Regions from separate parts of the Homo sapiens genome. Here region 1 is linked to region 2. The links are chromatin contacts, found by POLR2A ChIA-PET in ENCODE. All regions are on one chromosome and are shown on one strand. Each heading gives the region's core, a stretch centred on a gene start or an enhancer-like site at or near the end of the contact. The rest is flanking DNA. Distances are from core to core; before and after follow the strand shown. Region 1 overlaps FAM13B (family with sequence similarity 13 member B). Region 2 has its middle 42 kb from the start of TNFAIP8.

Region 1 (4,541 bases), core at 890-3,389, about 19 Mb after region 2:
TAATCACAGCTACTCAGGAGGCTGAGACAGGAGAATCGCTTGAACCCGGGAGGCGGAGGTTACAGTGAGCCGAGATCGCGCCATTGCACTCCAGCCTGGGCAACAAAGAAAGACTCCATCTCAAATAAATAAATAAATAAATAAATAAATAAATAAATAAATAAATAAATTAGCGAAGTGTGGTGGCACACACCTGTAGTCCCAGCTACTCAGGAGGCTGAGATGGAAGAATTTCTAGAGCCCAGGAGTTTGAGGCTGTAGCGAGCTGTGACTGCACCACTGCACTGGGCCTGGGCAACAGAATGACTCAAAAAGATGTGCCAAGAAAAAGTGCCACATTGAAGTAAAAAAGTTCTACCTTCAAATAGAATAGGAAGAAACAATAAAACTCACATTTGCCCAAATGCTTTGACAAAATAGGATACAATTCACATAGAAAGGTTTAAAAGAGCTATCTCACTACTTGTTAAAGCCAAAAAACTACATAAATACATCCCTATTATCACTGGTATACAAAGTCAGAAAAGCCAGCAGGAAGCTGGGTCTCAATAAAGATGATAGAGATTTATAAGTTTGTAGACTATTGCTAATTTGACTTTACATCATTAAACCAAAACTAAAAGAAAATAAACTTATGCCTGCTCTAGACATTCAGCTTCTTACTAGCTGGGGCTCCAAATAATTCACTGAAGCAAAAGGCACCTCTTTCATTCTAACTGAACAAGTATGGTACAACAAAAGTGGCAAATATGCTAACTTAGTGGTTCCCTCCTGGCCTGAGAAACTGACCAAAGCATAATTTGTCTGACATACTTAACAGAAAAGCTGAACGAATGTCTCAATAGTGCATAAACTTACCTATCAAATGTTCATAGACGCTACTTTGATCAGTGATACGGTTTGGCTCTGTGTCCCCACCTAAATCTCATCTAGAATTGTAATCCTCACGTGTGGAGAGAAGGAGGTGATTGGATCATGGAGGCAGTTTCTCCCATGCTGTTCTCGTGACAGTGAGTTCTCATGAGAGCTGATGGTTTTATAAGGGGCTCTTCCCCCTTCACTTCCTACAAAGGCTCTCTTGCCTGCTGCCATGTAAGACATGCCTGCGTCCCCTTCCACTATGATTGTAAGTTTCCTGGAGCCTCCCCAGCCATGTAGAACTGTGAAACAATTAAACCTCTTTTCTTTATTCTGGCAGTTCTTTATAGCAGTGTGAGAATGGACTAACACAATCAGGAAAACACCAAATCACTTAATCTGTTATTAAGTTCATACTGGCTTGGCCATTAAGTAATTTATCAGATACAAAGTATAACTAATACAGAATTCAGGACTAGAAAGTTTTTAAATTAAAGAGGGCTCTATTGCTTAAAAGATTGGGAATTTCACTGCTTTAAAAAATAAAACCAAAAAAAAGAGTAGAAGCTATTTCTTGCAACAACGTGGGAAATATTAATATACCTTTTCTCCACTGAAAACATGCACAGGCAAGGCCTACTAGACTGATAAGAGTAAGAAGACTAGTTTATCATTTTTCATAGCTCGTTAATACGAAACTACAATACACTTCATTTTTTCAGGTAAGGGGTATTATGCGTAATTCTACAACTTGGTCTAGCCAGATAGGTCCCCTGAGATTAAAACATTTCTCTTTTTGCACAGACTTGTATAAAAACTGAAAAAAAAAGGGAAGCTGGTACATGAACAAAAAAGCAGTGGTTAAACTTTTTTTGTATATCTTCCCCACTAGATTGTGAACTTTGACCATAAAATACGCAAAAAATGGCCAAGTGCAGTGGCTCCTGCCTATAATCCCAACACTTTGGGATGCTGAGGTGGGCAGATCACCAGAGGTCAGGAATTCAAGACCAGCCTGGCCAACATGATGAAACCCCATTTCTACTAAAAATACAAAATTAGGCCAGGTGCAGTGGCTCACGCCTATAAATGCCAGCACTTTGGGAGGCCAAGGCAGGCGGATCACCTGAGGTCAGGAGTTTGAGACCAGCGTGGCCAACATGGTGAAACCCCATCGCTACAAGAAATACAAAAATTAGCCAGGCATGGTGGCACATGCCTGTGGTCCCAGCTACTTGGGAGGATGAGGCAGGAGAATCGCTCGAAGCCAGGAGACGGAGGTTGCAGTGAGCCGAGATCGCCGCCATTGCACTCCAGCCAGGGGGACAAGAACGAGACTTCGTCTCAAAAAAAAGAAAAAAAAAATGACTTCATTTTTGTTTCCCCAGTTGAACACTAAATAGCAGAACCCCAATACTGAAACTGATGCTACCATTTCCAGTGTACTTTCCAGTTCACTCTCCAACTGAATCCTCCAACCATCCGGTGAAATAAGGAGAATGGATTACCCTTCCTTTTCTCAGAAGAGGAAGCAAGCTCAGAGAGCTGAAGAAACTGGTTCAAAGTTACTGAATTAGCAACTAGAACTCTAAGTCTACTATCTTACAAGTAGATGCCCCTTCTAGGCAACAACTACAATTCTCAGTGAAAATTTTGTTTAAAATGTCACTGAAATACATGAAGCCACACCAAGAGTAATTCATAAAGCACTTAAATACTTTGTAGTTGCTGGAAATGTTTTGCAGTTGCTGGCCAAAGATCATTATGGAAATACTACTAGAATATTTCCTCTCAATAGAAAAAGAGAATATTTTACAACAGTAATAGTTTCAAAGTGATTCTACAACCAATCATAATGCAGTCTGCTTTTGCTATTGAAAAAAACTCCCATCTTACCTAATTCTAAATTTCAGCTCCTTTACACCTTTCCAAACACTAAATCCAACGTGACCAGTGTTTGCTCCAAATTAGGACCATAGAGAACCTCCTCCACCTCCCTGCTCACCCCAATGCAAAATGATATTCAGCACCTACTATGTCAATCAACAAGCAGTTTTCAGTTTTATTTTTACTTTTACTTTTCAATTGTAAAGAGCAGCAGCTTGACACACAAAAGCAAAAAGTAGAGAAATATTTTCAAGAATAGGTAAACAAAACTGAACTTTTTCTATTCTGTTCCTGAAAAGGGCAATAATAGAAACTTGACAGACATCGCTCTTAAAATTAAAGCAAGAGATAAGAATCTTTATACATTATATATACAAGGAAAAGAAAATATACACTAGAAGCTAGGTAATAACTTGAAATAAAAGACTTGCAATATTTCCTTCTCTAGTAGAAATCTAGTAAATGTCATCAAATTATCTTGTCAGCTTACCACATTTTCCTCAGCCTAGGTCTTTTATACTTGCTAGTTCACTGACCTGGAACACTCTCCCACGCTTCCTCCTTCCTATCATCAGTTCAAGTCCCATCCTTGGAGAGGCTTTCTTCAACCCACTCAAACTAATGGTCTCATTTATTAATTTATCTAGGGTGTGGCGTTCCTTGGCTCCAAAATATTCATCACAGGTTTCTTGTTTTGTTTTTTGAGACAGGGTCTCACTCTGTCCCCCAGGCTGGAATGCAATGGCATCATCACAGCTCACTGCAGCCTCAAACTCCTGGGCTCAAGCAATCCTCCCACCTCAGCTCCCTGAGCAGCTGGGACAACAGGAGCATGCCACCATGCCTGGCTTTTTTTTTTTTTTTTTCTGTAAAGAGAGTCTCCCTATGTTGCCCAGGCTGGCCTCAAACTCCTAAGCTCAACTGATCCTCCAGCCTTAGCCTCCCAAAGTGCTGGGATTACAGGCGTGAGCCTGGCTTACCACAAGTTTTATTACATATTCATTTTGTGTTTGTTTAATGTCTGTTTCTACCAACAGAGTATAAGCTCTCCAAAGTCCACCAGTGGGTTTTTAAAAAAATACATTTATTAAGGTATAATTTACACACTAAAATTTGCACTTCAGCCTGGGCAACAAGAATGAAACTCCGTCCCCCCCCCCCAAAAAAAAAAATTGAACGTAAGGCTGGGCAAGGTGGCAAGGTGGCTCACACCTGTAATCCCAGCACTTTGGGAGGCAGAAGCAGGCAGATCATCTGAGGTCAGGAGTTTGAGACCAGCCTGGGCAACATGGCAAAACCCCGTCTTACAAAAAATACAAAAATTAGTCAGGCGCAGTGGCAAGCACCGGTAGTCCTAGCTACTCGGGAGGCTAAGTCAGAAGAATCGTTAGAACCTGGGAGGCAGAGGTTGCAGTCAGCCGAGATTGCACCACTGCACTCCAGCCTGGGCGACAGTGATGCCCTGTCTCAAAAAAAAAAACAAAACAGTAATTTACACTATTATAGTCCCCAAATTTAAAATTTGAATACGATGATGGAGGAGCTATGCAGCGATGGATTGAGGTTATTCATAACTGATTATAAAAGCAGTTATTTTATTGGTGGGGAAACACTGACAAGTCAACAGATTCATTTCAGCCATTTTCTCTCCTAAAACAATGACATTCTAATAAAAAAAACTAACATTTACACCACCCAATGAATTATGCCACTGCAATATGCCCTTCTACATTTTCCAAGAACTTAAGCTGTGTCACACACGTGTCTAAATTAGTAATAAAATTAAACTGGAGAAA
Region 2 (4,794 bases), core at 1,880-4,379:
ACCATGACAGAAAGAAAAAAGAGCTTTATATATTGACTATGAAAGATACACTATAGTATTAACTTTTAAACTAATGTATATAATATGGTCCTGTTTAAGTAAGAAAGAAGGTGGTAGGGCAAAGGATAGGCATGCTTATTTGGTATTTAAAACTTTGGGAAAAAAAATAACCAAATTATTATCTGGGATTCTAGCTGGGAATGGATTGGGGAGGAGTCTGGTTTGACACAGCAGTTTGAGCCAGAGTTTGGAAACAGAGCTGGATTCAAATTCTGACTCTGCTCTTTCTGCTATTGTAACTTGGCAATTTGCTTAACTACTTTCTTACGTAAAATGGAACTCATCAAAGCACTGACCTCATATCACGAGGATGAAAATAAGATTAAAAAATACTTAGTTCAATGCCTGGCTCATAGTAAGTGGTAAGTGCTCACCATATTTTAATTTTTACATAGAACATGTCTTACTTTTTCATTAGAAAAAAAGAAAATAGAGTTATTTCAGTGGGAAGTAGTGGTTGAGGTTAAGAGGCTTAATGACATACACCGGGACTCAAATGACACCGCCAGAGGGGGCACATTTGTTTAAAGGGAAGAGTGTGAACTTGTAAAGTTTAGGAAATAAGAATGTAGCTGGGCTCGGTGGCTCACGTGTGAAATCCCAGCACACTGGGAGGCCAAGGCAGGGTGGATCCCTTGAGCTCAGGAGTTCGAGACTACCCTGAGCAATATGGTGAAACCCTGTCCCTGCAAAAAATACAAAAAAAAAAAAAAAAAAAAAAGAATATGAAGATCTACATTCAGAAGGAAAATGTTGGGTAACTACAGTGAAAGAATACCAAAGGGCAGAGGTTAGCTCTCAGATCATGCAGAATAGGCAAATGTGGTAATTAAAAGTTCTGTAGATTCTGAATAGAATGTACATTTTTAAAAGGGAAAATGAAGTTCACTAGGATAATCTGTACTTGGGAAAATAGGCTATCTAATAAAAACCGGGACAAATACTTGTTTTGATTATTATTATAATCCTTACTTGGCTTAATATTAAGAAGGGTTAAATTATATTAAAAGAACCTCAATGAAGATGGGGAAGAATTACACTGAGAAGATATTATATGCAGTGAAAATGGTTGACAGTGCTTCAGAAATTTCCAGAACAATTGGGTAAGAGTGGTCAGCTTCGTATTTGTCATTTTTGTTATAGATAATTAGTTCAAAGCCAAGAATCTATATTTGAGTTCAAGACTACTTAACAGCTCCAAAGAAAATTCTTCTGCTTATTTTAAAAGCCCACTTTTTGAAATCTGCCACAAGCTCAAAGGAGTTTTACAGAAACCTTAAAGGTACTTGGAAGTCTGAGGGCACTCAGCTTGTAATGAAACATGAGGCTTTGGGGGCCAGGGTGGAGGGAGAGAAGGAAGGGGAGTAGGTTTTGCTTTCACTTTCTTGAGACCACCATTGCCAGAGCTGCCAAACCCCCAAATCCAGAGATGTTATACTGTTCCTAAGGGTCTCATAATAGGCACGGGCTTTGACATTTTCTTTTATTTTAAAGATGCCCTACAACAGGGAAGATATGCATTTGCTAAAGTTTAGTACTTGCCAAAATATGATAGCCTCCTTTTTAACAAATGATGTTTATTAATAGAATTGTCAGTACCTTTAATAATTTCATGGAAGTACAAATTATGTGTGCTTATTTTAAATTCTGGGACTGGTATGTTGTGAAGCAGCCTTAAGATGGAATGCTTTTATTTGGTACATATAAACATAATGTGATCCTTGTGCTTAAGAAGTTTATACACTAGCTGGAGCAACAAGGCTCAAGCACATGAAACATTTTGCATCTCACTTAGCTTTTGAATTAAGTGCTAAAGTGTATGCTGCTGACCAATTCATTTATTCAGCAAATATTAAAGTGCTTATTATTCACTAGGCATTCATGTGTGGGTTTTGAGGTTAAAGGGACAAACAAAATTAAGTTAGTTTTCCTTGCTATAGACAGAGTAAATGCAACTAGCATAAAATCTAGTAGAGGCAGCATAATTACTGGTTAAGAATGACCTGTGTCATGACACATGCCTGGCATTACAATCCCAGCTACTTGGGTGGCTGAGGCAGGAGGATTACTTGAGCCCAGGAATTCGCATCTAGCCTAGGCAATATAGCGAGATGCTGTCTCTAAAAACAAACAAACAAACAAACAAACAAACAAACAAAAAAACCATGTCTGTCGTCTGTTTTGTTCATTTGTGAATCTCCAGCACATGGGACAGGGTCTGGCCAGTGGTAAGCACTCAGTATTAGTTGCTGACTGAATAAATGCTGATAGAAATAGTCCCTGTCCTCTTGGAACTTACAAACTAGTGGTAAGACCAGGTTTTCCCGGATATGTTCATATGTTCTGTGAAATGTTTCCTCTCTCTGTCATATACACATGCACACACACACAAAAACAGACAGATTCAAAGACATACACGGTGCCCTGTGGTCTTGTTGATGGAGTCTGGAACAAAATTTGTGTATCATGCATCCTCTCCATATCCACAAACTTTTCTTCTAACCTTGTCCAACCCAAATCAGTAAGAACTTGAAACACTCACAGGTGGTAGAGTTGAGTTCATATCACTGATTGGGATTTGTTTTTTTGTTTTTGAGAACCAGAGAGACAGTACTGTGTAGTGGTTAAAAGCATCAGCTTTGGAGCCAGAGAGAAATAGGTCCAGGTCCTGGCTTTGCCTTGGATAAATTTCTTAAGACTGCATAAGCCTCAATTACTTTATCTATAAAATGAGGACATTAATAGGACCTGCTTTTCAGTGCTGTCAGGAGTTAGTAAGATTAAAGCATGTATGGCGCATAGTAAAGTACTGTACTCATCCTAACCACTTACTACAAGTTACCAATTATTTATTTTTTTTCATTATTTTCTGTCACCTAGGCTGGAGTGCAGTGGCATGATTTCGGCTTACTGCAGCCTCCACCTCCCGGGTTCAAGCAGTTCTGCTGCTTCAGCCTCCCCAGTAGCTGGGATCACAGGCACTCACCACTACGCCCGGCTAATTTTTGTGTGTGTGTGGTTTTTTGTTTTGTTTTGTTTTGTGTTTTGTTTTTCGAGATGGAGTCTCTCTTTGTTGCCCAGGCTGGAGTGCAGTGGTGCGATCTCAGCTCACTACAAGCTCCGCCTCCGGGGTTCTCACCATTCTCCTGCTTCAGCCTCCTGAGTAGCTGGGACTACAGGTGCCCGCCACCAGGCCCAGCTTATTTTTTGTATTTTTAGTAGGGACAGGGTTTCACCATGTTGGCCAGGCTGGTCTTGAACCCCTGACCTCAAATGATCCACCTATCTTGGCCTCCCAAAGTGCTGGGATTACAGGTATTAGCCATCTCACCTGGCCATAAGTTACTGATAATTCTTATTCCTGAAATGGGAGAAGAATCCTTATTATGTGTGTATGCATGTGTGTGTCTCCTTACTTTTTTCTTATCAAAAAAACAACAGACAATGTGTGTTGGCATAACCAGTAGATTGGCACACATTTGATGAGAATACTGTAGCCACAGTCTAGCTCCCAGGGGAACAGTGCCTTTCAGGGGCAGTGCTGTGCCACTGTCTGCAGAAGTTGGAGTCAGGCCCAGTGTTGTTGAACACACTGAGGAAGCTGGCAGAAGACCCCGAGGTGTAATGGACAGGAGGGAAGCATGTGGGCTGTTCATGACCTTGGAGCTTTTTTACAGGAATCAAGCTTTGCTGTCAGCTCCTGACAGGTTCCTGGTAGTGTCGTCTATCTGAAGATGAACCCCACCTCCACCACCCACACACACAGAAGTCTTGATTGCAGTTCCTGTGTGGGTCCTCTGGGTGTCTTCACACACACAGATTTGTTTATTATTTTAAATGAACTTGGCATTTCTCTGAGGCTGGTTTAATGGTGCCCATTAAAGAGATGGCAGCTCCAGAGTTTCTTCATTGTAGAGCTGGCATTTTACCATGTGAGGAAGTAATTCTGTCTTCCTACCTGTGAGGCTTATTTTCTAAATCTCCAAAACTGGAGTGTTTTTAGTTGCAATGTTAAAGCTGAAATAAATTTTTATGCACTAGTTCCTGTTCACCTAAAAGGGTAAAGAACTTTGCAGATTAGAACTACAGTTGACCTTTTTCTAGTTCTTCCACTTTTTTTTTTTTTTTTTTGAGACAGGATCTTCCTGTGTCACCCAGGCTGAAGTGCAGTGGTGAGATCATAGCTCACTGCAGCCTCTAACTCCTGGGCTCAAGCGATCCTCCCACCTCAGTCTCCTGAGTAGCTGGAACCACAGGTATGTGTCACCATGCCCAGCTAAGTTTCATATTTTTTGTAAGAAACGGTTTCGCCATGTTGCCTAGGCTCTTTTCGAACCCCTGGGTTCAAGTGATCCTCGCATCTCGACCTCCCAAAGTGCTAGGATTACAGGCGTGAGCCGTCACACCTGGCCTTCTCCACTTCTTTCTATGTCCCCTAATCATGTTGATTCTGGTACCAAGATAAAGAAGACCCTAGTGTGGAGAGATACAATGCATTTTTGAGTTGGGTTAAATTGATTAAATGACTTACTTGATGGTATTGATAAACTCTAAGGCAGAGATTCTCACACTTGGCTGCACATTAGAATCTCTTTCAAAAATCCAGGTGCCTCAGGCCTACTCCAGACTAATTAAGTCAAAATCTCTGAGGGTGAGACTCAGGTATCAGTATTTTTAAAACCTCCTCAGATGCTTCCAACATGTAGCCAATTTAAGAACCAGTGCTCGAGAACA

Evidence for each region. ChIA-PET counts read pairs that join two places held with the same protein, here RNA polymerase II (POLR2A).
Region 1: POLR2A ChIA-PET joins it to region 2 with 13 read pairs in T-cell. The contact joins two enhancer-like sites. POLR2A ChIA-PET finds 5 or more read pairs at or near these places in 2 of 52 experiments (MCF 10A and T-cell).

The regions. Positions count from the first base shown.
Region 1 is chr5:138,026,817-138,031,357 of GRCh38, forward strand. The region is part of intron 1 of FAM13B (family with sequence similarity 13 member B); the gene reads right to left. Among named protein-coding and RNA genes, the nearest start is that of FAM13B-AS1, 3.7 kb to the right of the region's middle. RefSeq lists enhancers at 2,125-2,254, 3,576-4,077. Within about 2 kb of position 2,140, at least 2 of the 41 ENCODE cell types and tissues checked have a DNase peak (open chromatin) inside an H3K27ac peak, as active enhancers do.
Region 2 is chr5:119,311,987-119,316,780 of GRCh38, forward strand. It overlaps a transcript of TNFAIP8 not described here. Among named protein-coding and RNA genes, the nearest start is that of TNFAIP8, 42 kb to the right of the region's middle. Within about 2 kb of position 3,130, at least 9 of the 41 ENCODE cell types and tissues checked have a DNase peak (open chromatin) inside an H3K27ac peak, as active enhancers do.